2 separate regions of the Homo sapiens genome follow, and region 2 is linked to region 1. A link is an interaction called in ENCODE POLR2A ChIA-PET data of the cell type or tissue named here. Cell type or tissue: A673. All regions are shown on one strand. Each heading gives the region's core, and the rest is flanking DNA. Links, peaks and the distances in the headings are about the cores only.

Region 1 (2,920 bases), core at 218-2,717:
TTCAAGTGCAGCCATTTCTCCCCCTGGTAAATTGAAGGTCTTACTAACAAGGATCTTCATTAACTGAGATTATGAGATAGCAAATGGATAATTGTAACATGTTATGAGATTCTGTGAGATTCTGATGTGTGGTCTTCTTCCATACTCTCGGCTGTAAGTGTGTATGGTCAGCATTATGCTAAACTAAAATCACAGCATCCTGTGGGCAGGGAGCTCATGGCCCACCATCATGCCAGAGATTTGTGTTGGACTTAAAACCAAGGCCTCTGTTCCCATAGAAACATACGCATAGATCGCCAGTGAGGCTGGGATGCTGAAATACACACAGGACTCCTAGGGGAGCTGAATATTGAATGAAGATAAACACAAATGGGATATTTACAACACATTTTCCACTCGTTGGATACTTTGATGGCATCTCGAAGTATTACCATAAGATGAAATCAAGGCTGGGTGCAGTGGCTCATGCCTGTAATCCCAGCACTTTGGGAGGCCGAGGTGGGTGGATCACGAGGTCAGGAGATCGAGACCATCCTGGCTAACACGGTGAAACCCTGTTTCTACTAAAAACACAAAAAAATTATCTGGGCGTGGTGGCGGGCACCTGTAGTCCCAACTACTCGGGAGGCTGAGGAAGGAGAATGGTGTGAACCCAGGAGGTGGAGGTTGCAGTGAGCCGAGATCATGCCACTGCACTCCAGCCTGGGCTACAAAGTGACACTCCGTCTCAAAAAAAAAAAAAAAAAAAAAAAGATGAAATCAGGTATATTCACATATAAATAGGGACTACCACTTCATGTGACCTTCAGAGCAAGAGAAGAATGGGTCGATTTCTCATCCTTCCCTCCGTCCCTCCCTTCCTCCCTTTTCCCCGCCCTTTTCCCTCCTTTCCTTCTTCCTTTCTTCCTTCTCTCACCTCTCTCTCTTCTTTCCTCCCTCTTTCTCTCCCTCCCTCTCTCTTTCTTTCCTTTCAAAGTCATCCTCATGGCAGGTTTTTCACTGGATTCCTCACTGGCTTTTCTACCAAACCACTGGGGGTGTTTGTGTCGGCCCAGAAAGTGGCTGTTATGCCTTTGCCGTTTCCCCACAACCCAGAGTAGCCCTGTGGCAAGCCACAATTTCCAACAGCATGTCAGGAGTCTGATGCCATTTAGTGATATTCAGGCCATGTAGAAAAGAGCAGCTGCCCTGCAGGTGGTATTCCAGAAACGCTCCCCGGCACCCAGCAGGAAGCTGGATAAGTTTAATTCGGTGAAGCAAATTTAATCATTTGCCTCTTTGTAAATGGGGACACAGGAAGAAAAAAAAAGATTTTCTTGGTGGTGTTCTAACAAAACGGCTGCTCCTAATAGCACACGTGTTTAAATTCCTCTTTCATGGGATTTGCAGGACTGTATGATTTTCCAGTAGCTGTCAAGGACACAAACAGGTATAATCCCGGGGAGGTGCAGAACCTCCAATCCACAGCTCTGATATCAACCCTTGCAAAGAGCTCTGAAAGCATGGCACATGCATATTAAAGGAAGTAAAATGGATTCAGATGCTTTTGTCCAAGGCCAAAGAAATCCTTCCGCCTTCTGCGTTTTTCTTCCTTTACTAATTAGGAGCAGCTTCAATTCATTACATACAAATGCATTTATAGATTTTCAATGTATGTCTGCTTTTCGTTTTAGCAAACCATCTGTAAATTAAATCTACCACAGAAAAAACCTACCAACCTAGGAAACCCTTTAATACTAATTACTACGTAAGGGTAGAAGATTTGGAATAATCTTTTATCATTGCTATCAAAATTTACCACGGGTTTTATGACAACATCATTGCGTAGCTTATGTTGACTGTTGTCAGCTCTTGAGGGTTCTGTGGGCTCCCCAGATAGCTCCAGGTCTGTGTCAAGGCTCTCTTCATAAAGAAACATTTAGGTTTAAAGAATATCAAAGTTGTTGGATAAAATTGTCTACACGTTAACATGTGATCTTCCAGAAAGAGGTCACAGTCATTTTATATTGTTCCTATTGCATTTACTTGACGTCTCTTTTTTGGTGAGTAAACTGGAGTTAAATTTCACATACCTGAGGTTATCTGACAAACTGGCTTTAATGAAAATAACGTACTTTCCTTCAAAGTGGAAAGTAAGGCCTGTGTATGGCCTTACATCTGTGTCAGGCCTCAGTATGCTTATTCTAGTTAATTCTTGAATTTTGGAAGCAAACAAATATACCTGAATGGGAACTAACTTTCTTTCTTTTCTTTTCTTTTCTTTTCTTTTCTTTTCTTTTCTTTTCCTTTCTTTCTTTCCTTTCTTTCTTTCTTTCTCTCTTTCTTTTCCTTCCTTCCTTCTTTCCCTCCCTCCTTCTCTCCCTCCTTTCTTTCTCTTTCTTTCCTTCCTTCTTTCTTTCTTTCTTTCTTTCTTTCTTTCTTTCCTTCCTTCCTTCCTTCCTTCCTTCTTTCTTTCTTCCTTTCTTTCTTCCTTTTCTTTCTCTTTCTCTCTTTCTTTCTTTCTTTCCTTCTTTCTCTTCAAATGGACTCTTACTCTGCCACCCAAGCTGGAGTGCCACGGTATAATCTCAGCTCACTGCAACCTCCACTTCCCGGTTTTAAGTGATTCCCTTGCCTCAGCCTCCCAAGTAGCTAGGACTACAGGAACACACCACCACGCCCGGCTAATTTTTGTATTTTTAGTGGAGACAGGGTTTCACCATTTTGGCCAGGCTGGTCTCGAACTCCTGACCTCAAGTGATCTCCCTCCTTGGCTTCTCAAAGTGCTGGTATTACAGGCATGAGCCACCATGTCTCACCTGAATGGGAACTAATTTCTTTATTCTTCATCACCCCCATTATCATCATTATGACCACTACCACCATTACTGTCATTTAGAATTAATCTTTGGGAGCACGACACTGGACTGCATGGCAGGAA
Region 2 (2,920 bases), core at 262-2,761, 1.4 Mb after region 1:
ACAAACTTAGGAAAGAAAACTCAAGGCACTGCATAAGAATCAGATATATCTTCTAATAATTGAATGAATTGTCTTATCTTTCTCATTCGAATATAACTTTCTCTTCAGTCTATGGACTGTCTCTTTTGGATATATATATTTCAGTATAATATTCTGCACACTGTAAACACAAGATGACTACTTATACAACGCCTCACTGAGTTAGAGCTGGACATCTGTCTTGTGAAATACACTGTGATTATTACATACGCTAATGCTGATTCGATTCATGCTCTTTTCCCTGTCTGAGACACCTTTTCCACCTCACTACAACCTACCTGCCAGAGAAGTTTCTATTCATCCTTCAAATTCCAACAAATGCACAGTGCTTTGTCTCTTGCATTCCCGTAATGCCTTGCTCACCCTCCTGTGGGACATCTACCATGCTGTAGTATTTTTTTAATCAATTCATTCCGTAAGCATCATGGCTCATTCACGTTTCTATATTCTGGGCCTACCAAGGTGTCTGCTATCAAGTAGAAGCTCAATAAACTGGAAAGAAGTGTTGCAATCTCTTTTCCAGTTGCTGGCAAGAGAACAAGTGATATTTATTCTCGAATCTTAAGAAAAGTTATAAATTAAATATCCAGAGATACCATTAGATGACTTTTTGTCCTATCAATCAGATATTTGAGTAATAGTATAAAATAAACTTTAGTTAGCATTCTGTAAACCTGAAGTCATACATGGAAAAAATAATTTCAAATTTACAACACAATTGGAGATGATTACAGTATTTTAGGCTCAATCAGTTGCCCCTTAATGGAAGCTCTGAAAGGACTCATTCGGATAACTTTTCTATCTGCTGTTGCCTTTAAGTATTTTTTTATCCTTCCATGATGAGGCTGGGCAGGATCCAGTGATTATCATTGATTATGGAGAATTGAAAAGAAGAGACATTGAGAATATTCACTAGTTATGCTTATAACCAAGATGATTATTATAATCCTCAGAGGAAGAGAGTAATTTTTACCAGCAAGCAGCCAGGTGCTAGAACAATGTTTGCAGCATGTATGAATCAGCTTCACACTACTGAGCTTACCACATACTGGCACATTCAAACAGTGACTTAACAAGAATAATTTATTTAAAGAGTGGATCATAAGCTTCACACAAAAATGCTGTCACAAAAGTGTTTCGGCTTAAAATCAGGAAATTCATTTCATTCTCCAAATCATACAGGAAATCATGTAAGAAAACAACAGATCCATTAAAGAACAGAAACTTACTTCCAGTTAATTATTCCTGTAATCAACCATCCCTTTTCTGTAAGATTGGGACTCCTTTCTGCATGTTAACAACTTATTTCCCTTGTCATACCAATTGTAAAAGATTCATTTCTGTATTTCTAAGTTAATTATGAGAACTGGGTTATAAATTTCGAAGCTACCTAGTTCTTTAGTTATATGTAATAATTTTCAAACTTTTTTTGTCACAGGTACTCTTTTTAAAGTCTCATTTAGTTTCAGATGGCTTTTAATTATGCTCACAAACTATTTCTTTTCCAGGTTTAGTCTTGGATTTGTGTTTTTTCCTTTTTAATGACCACCACATGCGGCACTTTTCATGTATCCTGCTGGGCTCTTGAAGCCTCTTGACAGTGTTAATACTGATTCTATTAAAAGAACAGCATTTGGGACCACAAAAGGAAAATCTCCTCCTGTGAAAAGAAAAAGTATTTTGTATTTTGATGAGGGGTGACAAAATAAACTGTTACAACAGAAATGGCTTTTATAGTGATAAAGTCAGAAAAGCTACAAAGGCTCCAAATGTCAGACACACTAATAATCAACCTTTAAGTGGGACAGTGTGAGGGAAAAAAAAGGCAATTAAAATTTTGCCACCAGAATCTAGGCCATGATTAATTGATGGATGTCCATATTTACCTTTTCTCTTCAAATAACGTATCAATATTGCATTATTTTATTAGGTACCTTATAAATGTACCTGATAACTTGTAAAACCACAATACGTTCTTTCTGTGGATAACTTTTGACCCTGATCACTTCAGCTTTAAAGATTTAAACCATTATTTACAGTATACATTTTTCATCATTTAAGTCCTGCCTACCAGCTAGTCTAGTAATTTTTCATCAAAAAATAATTTCTTAAAAATCATATATGATTTTAATTGAAAATCACTTGTATATCAAATAAAATGTACTTTCTCAGAGACAAGTAAGTTGTGTATAGAAAGGAATAGAAATAGCATTAATTTAGTATCTACCTAAAGTTTCAAATATTATAATAGATTCAAACATATGCTCTATTGTATGATCTTTACAAAAATGTGAGAGCGTATATTATTATTTCCCTTCACATATGGGAAACTAAAGTTCAAAACTGTTAAGTGCTTTGCCTAAGGCTGTATGCTTTAGGCAGGTCCAGAACTAAGGAGTTTCTGCGTATTCTAACTCTGAAGCTAATTTTTTTTCACTACGGAAACTCGTTTGCTAATATAAATGCAGACTTTTTTTAAAAAAAAGCTTTATTTGGAAACATGATGAAAAATGTGATGTATTAATACTTACTGATACTCCAAGAAAAAAATAATAAAATATTTAGAAAGCTCCTCCCATCATTTCCTTTGGCTTTTTAACTCTACCAGATCTTTGAGAATGCATATTGTTGCTGGTTAACCAGATGAACCACCCTTTCCTTACTAGTTCTGCAAGATTCAATATCATTCATAGTCTCCAGCACTCTAGAGTAATCATTACTAGCTGTTAGGAAAATTATGGTATTTCCTAAAAACTTTCTTTGTGACAAGTGAATAAACCAAAAGGATTAAAAAAAAGATGTTCCAGTTTGGGAAAAATAATGCAATGAATACTGCATCTGATGCACCATTTAAGAAAGAGAGAAAATAAAAATGCTCATT

The links. Peaks named below come from ENCODE experiments on the same cell type or tissue, not always from the same donor. Only the 100,000 strongest peaks of a DNase experiment are listed, where the experiment ranks them.
Region 2: POLR2A ChIA-PET joins it to region 1 with 5 read pairs; 1 of 35 experiments calls an interaction of 5 or more read pairs at or near these places.

The regions. Positions count from the first base shown.
Region 1 is chr2:5,667,300-5,670,219 of GRCh38, reverse strand. All of the region lies in intron 2 of LINC01248 (long intergenic non-protein coding RNA 1248), which reads left to right. Among named protein-coding and RNA genes, the nearest start is that of LINC01248, 22 kb to the left of the region's middle. In A673, for the core only: no CTCF peak of the experiment used is centred there; a DNase peak (open chromatin) is centred at 1,199.
Region 2 is chr2:4,218,026-4,220,945 of GRCh38, reverse strand. No RefSeq gene overlaps it. Among named protein-coding and RNA genes, the nearest start is that of LINC01304, 250 kb to the right of the region's middle. RefSeq lists an enhancer at 1-117. In A673, for the core only: no CTCF peak of the experiment used is centred there; DNase peaks (open chromatin) are centred at 1,175 and 1,625; H3K27ac peaks cover 2,237 bases.